3 separate regions of the Homo sapiens genome follow, and all the other regions are linked to region 1. The links are chromatin contacts, found by Hi-C or POLR2A ChIA-PET in ENCODE. All regions are on one chromosome and are shown on one strand. Each heading gives the region's core, a stretch centred on a gene start or an enhancer-like site at or near the end of the contact. The rest is flanking DNA. Distances are from core to core; before and after follow the strand shown. Region 1 holds the start of TRIM54 (tripartite motif containing 54). Region 2 holds the start of PPM1G (protein phosphatase, Mg2+/Mn2+ dependent 1G). Region 3 holds the start of CAD (carbamoyl-phosphate synthetase 2, aspartate transcarbamylase, and dihydroorotase).

Evidence for each region. Hi-C counts contacts between places; a loop is a spot of excess contacts on that map. ChIA-PET counts read pairs that join two places held with the same protein, here RNA polymerase II (POLR2A). Pooled maps may share reads with other maps.
Region 2: a pooled map shows a loop between it and region 1 (2.0-fold over the local background). The contact joins the promoter of PPM1G here to the promoter of TRIM54 in region 1. A Hi-C loop is called at or near these places in 1 of 50 pooled maps. POLR2A ChIA-PET finds 5 or more read pairs at or near these places in 2 of 52 experiments (PC-9 and activated T-cell).
Region 3: a map of PC-3 shows a loop between it and region 1 (4-fold over the local background). The contact joins the promoter of CAD here to the promoter of TRIM54 in region 1. A Hi-C loop is called at or near these places in 8 of 168 maps with a recorded cell type or tissue (IMR-90, MCF 10A, PC-3 and 5 more), 1 of 37 single-sample maps with no recorded cell type and 16 of 50 pooled maps. POLR2A ChIA-PET finds 5 or more read pairs at or near these places in 16 of 52 experiments (A549, AG04449, AG04450 and 12 more).

The regions. Positions count from the first base shown.
Region 1 is chr2:27,280,933-27,284,212 of GRCh38, reverse strand. It overlaps TRIM54 (tripartite motif containing 54), which reads right to left and starts at 1,784. Exons shown (of 9, transcript NM_187841.3): 1 at 1,314-1,784. The coding sequence starts at 1,481. DNAJC5G (DnaJ heat shock protein family (Hsp40) member C5 gamma) reads right to left here. Exons shown (of 7, transcript NM_173650.3): 7 at 2,714-3,280.
Region 2 is chr2:27,407,899-27,411,178 of GRCh38, reverse strand. It overlaps PPM1G (protein phosphatase, Mg2+/Mn2+ dependent 1G), which reads left to right and starts at 1,588. Exons shown (of 10, transcript NM_177983.3): 1 at 1,588-1,876. The coding sequence starts at 1,757. RefSeq lists silencers at 1,418-1,607, 1,698-1,887, 1,958-2,007, 2,028-2,107.
Region 3 is chr2:27,215,703-27,218,982 of GRCh38, reverse strand. It overlaps CAD (carbamoyl-phosphate synthetase 2, aspartate transcarbamylase, and dihydroorotase), which reads right to left and starts at 1,614. Exons shown (of 44, transcript NM_004341.5): 1 at 1,350-1,614; 2 at 967-1,106. The coding sequence starts at 1,431. ATRAID (all-trans retinoic acid induced differentiation factor) reads right to left here. Exons shown (of 7, transcript NM_001170795.4): 5 at 3,230-3,280; 6 at 2,363-2,460; 7 at 1,826-2,139. The coding sequence ends at 2,035. RefSeq lists a silencer at 1,513-1,742.

The sequences.
Region 1 (3,280 bases), core at 535-3,034:
GGATGTTCCATGTCACTGACACACATACTAAACCAGCCAGCTCTGGTCTATTCGGGGTTTGTTTTTGTTTTTGTTTTTTTGAGATGGAGTCTTGCTCTGTCGCCCAGGTCAGAGTGCAGTGGCATGATCTCGGCTCAAGGCAACCTCCACCTCCTGGGTTCAAGTGATTCTCCTGCCTCAGCCTCCTGAGTAGCTGGGACTACAGGCGCCTGCAACCACGCCCGGCTAATTTTTGTATTTTTGGTAGAGATGGGGTTTTACCATATTGGCCAAGCTGGTCTTGAACTCCTGACCTCGTGATCTGCTGGCCTCAGCTTCCCAAAGTGTTGGGATTACAGGCGTGAGCCACTGCACCTGGCCATATTCAGGGCTTTTACTTAACGGCAAGGCCGTGTGTGTGTGTGTGTGTGTGTGTGTGTGTGTGTGTGCGCGCGTGTGTGTGTGTGTGCCTTTGCCCCTCACTCTCCCTGATCTCTGTTCCATTTTATAGCCTACTAGAACCTCCCCAGTAGCACAGGAAAAAAAAAAAAAGCCCACTTATAATCCATTCTGGTATATGCTGCTTTTATTTCTAAACCAGTGGCTATACTAGTATCTGTGAATTTGATTAGCTCTGCTTGGCCCCATGACCACAGATAAAACAAAACTGGCTGGACTTCTGAGAAGTAAATTTCTTTGCCTTCTCCCTGCTTGTCAAGTGACCTCAGTAGCTTTTAACCAGTAGGCCTCTTTACTGAACAATCTGGAGGGTAACAGGTATGAACTCAAGTTGGGGAGAGTTCCCAGTCTCCTGCCCACTATGTCTAACTCTGTCACCCACAATGGATGCCTTCAACTTTCCTTAAATACAAATAGTTTTACTGCCATTATGGAGCTTTCTCACAGGGTCGGGTTTTGTTTGTTTGTTTTTTAACGTTTCATTATCTCATTAATCTTTTCTCCGTATTTTCCACAATGCTCTCGAAGTCTGAAACTCCAAACTGGAATGCAGAGTCTGGCACAGGCTCTTATAAAGCCCGGTGTGGGATACCCTCCCTCCCAGTTTCCACAGGGTCTACTTTCCTTGGTAGATCCCAGCACTCCAGCTGCCGTCTATGCACAGGCTGTACCTGCCAGCCTGCAGGGCAGCTGCTGACTCATGCTTGCTCTGGGATTTGCTTGGACCCCAGCCCTTCTGCTCTCCAGCCACAACAGCCACCACCCACCTCAGAGAGCACTCTATCCATCACCTTCTGGGGTCTCAGCTCTGACCTGATCAGTCCCCCACAGGTCTGCATTGCTTTACCTGGCCCTGCCCCGTCCCTGGCACCCACCTGGAAGACGTCGTTGGCACATTTGCGGCACAGGTTGTGTTGGCAGGGCAGGATCACCACTGGTTTGGAGAACATCTCCAGGCAGATGGGGCAGATGAGCTGCTTCTCCAGGTTGTCCATGCTGTGTGCATCCCCTAGCAGCGGCTTGAAACCCACTGTGAAGTTCATCCCCTCGGTGGTCGTGCCTGGCCTGGGCCCTGCTCCTGGCCTTCACTCACTGCCTGTAGACCCTTCCTCGCTTAGATGGCCTCTGGATTCCCTTCTGTGGCTCACTCTTGAAATAGCTCTGCTTTCTCTCCTGTCCCTTTAACAACTTGTCTCGTCCCAGATAGCAGTCTTCGGACAGTCTCTACTTTCTGCTCTGCACCCTCGCCAGGCTCACGTAGTTTTAGCTATCCCTCTCTCTCTGTAAAATTCTCCTTTTGTTTCCCAAATGACTCTCTCTTGTTCACTCTGTGGGTAGCACTGTTTGTCCCTTACTCCCCAGAGAGCAGATTAATTTTACTGTGGGGGTTGGGAGACAAGGGGCATCTGCATGACATTCCAATTCCCAATTTAGCTCATGTAAGGCGAGCCACAGCTGTCATGGAGTGAGTGACCCTGACTCACTCAGGAATGGGTGACTCCCTTGAGCAAGGGCAGGGGTGAGTGCCACTGCTTACAGTGAAAGGTGGGTCAGCAAAGGTGCTGCCCTCTCACTCTGAAGGCTCCTCTCAGCCCGGGACCCCTGTTCTGGCTTGGGCCCTTCTTCCAGGACAGTGACACAGAATCTAAATCTGCCTGTGTGAGAGGCACCCATACATAGCTCAGGGTGGGAGGAAAGATCTTGCCAGACTTAGAGTCAGTAGCGGTTGCCTCCTCCACAGGCTCAGCCAGTGACCCTGGTCCTCCTCCTCAAGACTGTGTGATTCAGAACAGCAGCTCCAGGGACTACATCAAGCCTCTTGTCCAACACCTCTGGCTCATTTTTGTTCTTCCCTGGCCTTTTCTTATATCACCCTAGGAAAAGAAGCTCAAGAGGCTAGAAATGACTGTTGTGCCAAGGCCTGGACCTACCTATGAGCATGCCCCCGAGGAAATGTGGGATTCTGGTCCGTGAACACATCCCTGGAGCCACTCCAAGGACTCAAATTTGTTAGGAAATTGGGAGAAGGTGAGCTGGGCAGAAAGGACCTGAATGCCAGGGACCTATTTTGGGCACCCAGGGAATCAATCTCCAGGGAAATTTTAGAGCACTGACAAAGTCATAATCACAAGGCTCCGGGAAGCCTCTGACCCAGCTCCACAGTTGTCCAGGACTCCTACTCTCCAAGCCAGGCTTGCCCCACTTGTGAGCACTGGTCTTCTTTTTCTCCTACAAGTCTTCTCCACTTGATCTTAGGCAAAAGGCCAAGAAGCAATTTCTTTAGGCCTTTTTTCTCTACCCCAGACACAATTTGTCTTTTTTGGGCATAATATATGCCTTGGGATTGGATGAAAGCTCTTTTATTTACTGACATTCTTTAGCCTTTCTCCTAGTCCAGGGAGAGAAGTTTGAGGAATTAGTAGGCTGTGACCCTGAGTGGGTGGGAAATACACGGTGTGAGGAGGATACGAAACAGCAGCACAAAGAGGCAAGAGTGGGAAAAGAGTCCAGAAAGTACAATCTTTTCCAGATCACATATTTCATGCCCCTATTTTTAAGAACAAATTATATGTCAATTGGCCTGCATAATATGTGAAAAGGATGGAGGCAAGCTGGCACTGATGTTTGAACTTCAGTTAACCTACAGGACCAAGGCTAATGCATGCTGTGCTGGTAGCTGAAGTCCAAGGATAATCTAAAGATGGAATGACTACCCCTAAGCCTCAAATGCACTCGCAGTTTTCCTGAGTTGACTCATAGTGGCATGGAATGAGGCTGGCAATGCCAATGGCCGTGGGCACCAGAAGATGAAACCAACTCCATACAGGCGTTATTGGCTTAG
Region 2 (3,280 bases), core at 339-2,838, 130 kb before region 1:
AAATCTGTCTTATTTGTTATTGTCTAATTTGTCCTTTCATCTGGATTCCCATTGCCACCCTGCGTGGTACCACCTTACTCCCAGCTCTTCTCATCTCCTGCTTAGAGTAAGAGCTCTCTAACTAGTAGCAGTGCCCCAGGCCAGGCGCGGTGGCTCACGCCTGTAATCCCAGCACTTTGGGAGGCTGAGGCGGGTAGATCACGAGGTCAGGAGTTCGAGACCAGCCTGGCCAACATGGTGAAACCCCGTCTCTACTAAAAATACAAAAATTAGCCAGGCGTGGAATCCTAGCTACTCGGGAGGCTGAGGCAGGAGAATCGCTTGAACCTGGGAGGCGGAGGTTGCAGTGAGCCAAGATAGCGCCACTGCACTGCAGCCTGGGCAACAAGAGCGAAACTCTGTCTTAAAAAAAAAACAATAGTAGGCGGGGTGCGGTGGCTCACGCCTGTAATCCCAACACTTTGGGAGGCCGAGGCGGGCGGATCACGAGGTCAGGAGATGGAGACCATCCTGGCTAACACGGTGAAACCTCGTCTCTACTAAAAATACAAAAAATTAGCCAGGCGTGGTGGCGGGCGCCTGTAGTCCCAGCTACTCGGGAGGCTGAGGCAGGAGAATGGCGTGAACCCGGGAGGCGGAGCTTGTAGCCTGGGCGACAGAGCGAGACTCTGTCTCAAAAACAAACAAAAAACAACAACACAACAGTGCCCCAGACTCTCTCCCTCCAATGTACACTGCATACAAAGACTAGACAAACGATGCCAAAGGTTACACCAGGACGACAATGAAGTCCAAGTCACTCATCTTGGCGCTTCTTTTTATCAAGCTAGCTAGTTAATATTACCACTTACAATCATTCTCCGAGTCCAGCCAGCTTCCTCAGAAATCCTCCCCAAATGCAGTTCACATTCTTCCCTCACTCCTCCAAACCTTATAACATTATTCCCTTTTCCTGTGGCATAATGCAATCCAGAGGCATCCTCTCTGAGAGCCTACATCCTTTCAATCCTCCAAGAAACAGCTCCTCCTCCCATCCTTGAGCTTTTCCCACCCAGAATAGGCTGTACCAAACATTTCTACATTGTATTAACTCGAATTATATCACAGATCGAGGTCTTCGCTTTCAGAAAAGACTCACATTCTTCTCATATAGGCCTCGCATGGCCTGGCCAAGTACTTCCTAAGCTCGGAACAAATACTGGTCAACTTTAATTGAACCAAATCGGGCGGGGTTTGCGGAGTCTGAGAGTGCAACGTTGGGGAGAGGGGGATGAAAACACTGGAGGACGGGCTGAAAGCGTCGAGTCCGACACAAAAGAGGCGTCAGACAAAACGCCAAGAGGCTGGGGACTGGGAACGAAGGAAGAGGTTCTGCCAGAGGCGACCTGCCACCTGCGCGAGGAAGCGGAGTAGGACGGCGGCCGTTGGTGGGCGTGGTCGCGCTAGTCTCGCGGGAGCGGCCGTTGGGCGGGCCGTTGTCCCTGCGGGCGGGGCGAGTTGCTAAGGAAATGACTGCCCGCAGCGCCTGGCCCCGCCGCGCAGGCCGGGCGGGGTCTGGAGCGGCGCCGTTTCCGCTTCCGCTCCCTCACAGCTCCCGTCCCGTTACCGCCTCCTGGCCGGCCTCGCGCCTTTCACCGGCACCTTGCGTCGGTCGCGCCGCGGGGCCTGCTCCTGCCGCGCGCACCCCCGGGGCTTCGGCTCCGGCACGGGTCGCGCCCAGCTTTCCTGCACCTGAGGCCGCCGGCCAGCCGCCGCCATGGGTGCCTACCTCTCCCAGCCCAACACGGTGAAGTGCTCCGGGGACGGGGTCGGCGCCCCGCGCCTGCCGCTGCCCTACGGCTTCTCCGCCATGCAAGGCTGGCGCGTCTCCATGGAGGTGAGGAGGCAGGGGCCCATAGGCTGGCCGCTGCGGGGCGGGAATCTGACGGAGAAAGAGAGCGGGGGATGGGGTCCTCCCCTGGGAAGGGTCCCAATTGGGAGCCTGCGGCCGCAGCGGCCGTTTGCGGGGCGACAGAGACCGCGGGGTCAGGGCCGAGAGGGAGCTCCCGATGCTTGGGGACCGTGTGCCGGTGGCCAGTGGCGGCGAGGGCTCGGCCATGTGGGAAGAGGCACCTTCCGCCCACTGACCGCCCTCTCCCCGAGCTTTGGCGCCATCCTCTCGTGCCAACCTAGCCCTCCAGGCTCATCAACGGTGTGAGGTTTAGTGTGGGAGTAAAGACGCAAATAGGGGCTATTTATTCATTTGTTTTTCAAGGGAGAGGTGAATAGATGTGAATAACTTTTTAAATTTTAATATTTAAAATATCTGATGTGGGAAGCCTCTTTTGGCTAGGAGTTTGACAGTGAAAGGAACCCCGGGCAGAGTCTGTTTCACATTTTGGTTGCCTGGCCTTGGGCTCTTGCATGTTAATTTCAGAGGCTGGACCCGACCTCCAGGAGTTGTCACTCATTTGCACTCTTTTCAGGGCCTTTTACTAACTTCGGAAAACTTGAATTATGTCAGTCCCTAGGTTTTCCTTTTTATTATGCTTCGTTTTCTTTCTCTCTTAGGATTTCTCTAAAACTTAATCAGTAATTCTCATTTGCCTGTAATTGTAGTTTATAGTTTCTTTGATTGTAAGTCATTTCATCAATTTTTTTCATCACAACCTACCTACAAAGGGCTTTTCTAGAAAATTTTACTCTGGACAAAAGGGGAAAAGAAAAATATTGGGGGGAAAGTAGTAGTATTAGGTAAAACTTGATGTGAAACTACAAAAGAGAAGAGGGAAAACTGCGGTAGGGAGGAAAGGGAGGAAGACGGGTTAACCGTGGCTTTGTGAAGAGCATTCTGAAGTCTAGGCAAAAGGGCCAGGGAAATACTCTGTCTGGTATTGAGGGTTTCTCCACCTACCGGGTGGGCTTCAGGTAACAGCGAAATACTGTCTCCCTTGGGAATTGTTTCAGATCCCTCGCTCCTCCCTGTGGTTAGCTCTGGAATGACAGTATGAACTTAAATGTTTTGTTTTCCGATTCAAATTTTATATTCATAACTGACCTTAATAACAATTTTATAATTAGGTATAAAATTTCAGGATTGGAGTGTATCCTATAGTTCATCTCATCTGCTTTGGCTCCCTTTTTTTTTTTTTGAGACAGAATTTCGCTCTTGTTGCCCAGGCTGGAATGCAATGGCGCGATCTCGGCTCACCGCAACCTCCGCCTCCCAGGTTCGAGCAATTCTCCTGCCTCAGCCTCCCTAGTAGTTGGGATTACAGGCATGTGCCACCACGCCTGGCTT
Region 3 (3,280 bases), core at 365-2,864, 65 kb after region 1:
TGTATTTGTAGGTTTGTGATGAACCTAGAAATTCTTTTCCAGGAAGAACAACATGTACGTCCTTTATCCGGAGCTCACTCTCCCCAGCGTCAGGGTGGCTGGGAAGGCAAATTAAGAATTAAAGGCTTACACCTGCAGTGAGGCCAAACAAATTTTGAGAGATACTACTCTAGGCCAGATTGACTTCCTCTATTACCTTAATTACTATATGTTGGGTTTTTTTTAATGCTTGAACTGTCAGAGGGCAACTTAGTTTCCAAATTTCAGAGGTGAAGGAATAGGGGAAACCTCACTGTAGGAAGAAACTCAGTTTTCTCACCTAGAGGTAAGAACACAACTGAAAAGCAGAGAATCAGACGAGGCCATGTCAGTAGGTCTAGAAGATAATGTCACTGGTTTTGTAGGTAAACTGGCACTCACTGTCACAGAGAAGTATGTGACCCTAGTTTCCAGTCTCTTTCCACTAATTTATGTAGTCCTAAAAAGCACTGCTCCCATCTGACTCTGCTGCTAAAAAAAAACCTTCAATGGATCCTTTACCAAACTAAGCTGACTCTGCTTTGGCTTCAGGTCCCTCCATGCCCACCGGATTTAACTTATCTGCAGGCTTTTTTCTCCTGACTTCTGCATGCCTAACAAGTTGGACAAGGCTGTTCCCTTACACCTCTTTTACTTTTCCTTGATCCATGCCTTCACTACATACAGAATGCTTTCAGCTATACCTGGAGCCTTGATGCCCTTAACAAAGGCGGTAGCTTTTTCCTGAGGCCTCCAACACTCTGTGCCTCCCAAGGCACTTAACAACCCCTAACTACAGTTACTAGTGATCTTAGTCCTTGACTTTACTACTTCAGTGGGTATGTTTTCTGCAGGATGCCCAGCAGGGTGTCAACGTCTCCTACTTCACTAATAGTTAACAATTACTGACTTGAAAAGGAATGTAGAGAAAGCACTGGGTGTGGCTACCTTGCAGAGACCGAACTCATCCATTTCATCTGGGGGGATGCCATAGTTGCCGATCAGAGGATAGGTGAGCACTAAGATCTGTGCCTTGTAGGAGGGATCAGTGAGGGCCTCGGGGTAGCCGACCATGCCGGTTTGAAACACTGCAAGAAAGAAGCAGGGCTGGGCTCCGGTAGGGCACCCTTCGGAACACTCCCCGCGCGATGAGCACGCCCCAGTGGAGGCTGCCTTGGTCGCGAGGGGTTTATGGCGCTGGGGCCCATGGGCACCGAATGGGGGAAGGGGGTACGCTGGCGGGAAAATGGCGGGGTCTGGACGGGGAAGGTTGGGAGGAGAGGCGCATCACAGAGTGGGATAAGGTCTGCAGCCTAACCGGGCTTGCTTACCCACTTCCCCGGCAGTCGACACGGCGGCCCCAAAGGGCTGGCCCCGCAGGACCGACCCGTCCTCCAACACTAGGGCCGCCATGGGAAGGGAGCTCAGAGGCGGGGGCGAGTACGGAGAAGCGGGAAGGACTGCAAACTCCACTGGAACCACGTGAGGACGGCGCGCCGGAGTCGGTCCACGTGGCTAACGGCGCGGGGCGCTGGAGAGAAGCCGGGCGCGGCAGCGTAGGAGCCTCGGGCGCGCTTGGCGGCAGCAGCAGAGACTGCGGCGGCGCGGACACAGGCGGCGTGAGGGGCGGGGCCGGGCACGTAAGGGGCGGGGTCCGCGGAGCCACGGGGAGTGGGCCCCCGTGGTCTCCGCACTGCAAAACCGGGGGAAACCTGAAAAAACCGGCTGCCCTAAAGCAGTCCCTCCCACCCCAAGCAAGAAACACGTAAAGGCAGGGCGCCTTTCCTTAAAAAGAAAGAGAGGAAAAAAAAAGAAAAAAGTGTTTATTATAGGCAACAACACCAATGGGAACTGGTATTTGTCTACACCAAGGGAGTGCAATTTTTCATCTTCCAATGGCGGCCTCAACCTTGAGGCGAATCCACTGGCGAAAGATGCCTTTCTAGGAAGCAGAGCTCCCTGACTGGGCTAAGATAGTTCAGATTGATCTTAGGTCAATGGTAAGACCTATGTAGTTCATGAAGTCTTGGCTTTTCGGCGCTGGGTCGCCCAAAGCAGAATGGAGACGGATAGAGTGGTGGCTCCCAGAATCCCGAAGAACATAAGCAGTGAGAACGAGCCCTGTGAACAACAGACCAAAAAACACCCCCATACAACGTTACACGGAGGGCCACATCCTAACACCTAGTTCTTTCCTAATATACCTATCACTTTGTCTAGGGCAATTCTATAGTTTTCCACCTATAGGAAATTTGTATCAGCTCCTGGTCTTGTGGCTCTCCTTTCTGAGAAGACTTGCTCTATGCATTCCTTGTATCCCTAGTTAGACGGCCTAATTCCTCACCTGGCGCATACACTTGTATCCATGGAAACCATCAGCACAAACACACTGCAAAAGACCTGGACCATCAGGTACACAAGATCCATTCTCAGGACACATTTCTGGAGGCCAGAGAGAAATAGAGAACATCACTTTATCCATTTCATTAGGCATATTTCTCAATTATCTGTTTCAACTTAGATTCTCTCAATCATTGCTAGGATAAAGGAAGAAGAAAGAAAATTACAGATAAAAACAGTAACAATAATGTCAGGCCTCTGAGCCCAAGCTAAGCTATCATATCCCCTGTGACCTGCACGTATACATCCAGATGGTCTGAAGCAACTGAAGATCCACAAAAGAAATGAAAATAGCCTTAACTGATGACATTCCACCATTGTGATTTGTTTCTGCCCCACCCTAACTGATCAATATACTTTGTAATCTCCCTTACCCTTAAGAAGTTTCCTTGTAATCTCTCCCACGCTTAAGAAGGTTCTTTGTAATTCTCCCCACCCTTGAGAATGTACTTTGTAAGATCCATCCCCTGCCCGCAAAACAGCACTCCTAACTCCACTGCCTACCCCAAAACCTGTAAGAACTAATGATAATCCCACCACCCTTTGCTGACTCTCTTTTTGGACTCAGCCCACCTGCACCCAGGTGAAATAAACAGCCTTGTTGCTCACACAAAGCCTGTTTGGTGGTCTCTTTACACGGACACACGTGAGACAAATAATAGAGTATATCTTAAGATCTTTTCTTTCAAAGGGGTTATAGCCCCAGAACTCTGAATGAAAGGCGCTTAAGCAACTTTGTCTTTCTGATCTAAAGTGGAAAATACAAGGGAGAAAAGACAATTCCCAGAAGTTTGGAGGTAAGACAGCATACCTGGGTCCCCAGTGTTATTGCAAAGGTTCTTTTGCCCTTGACAGATTTGGT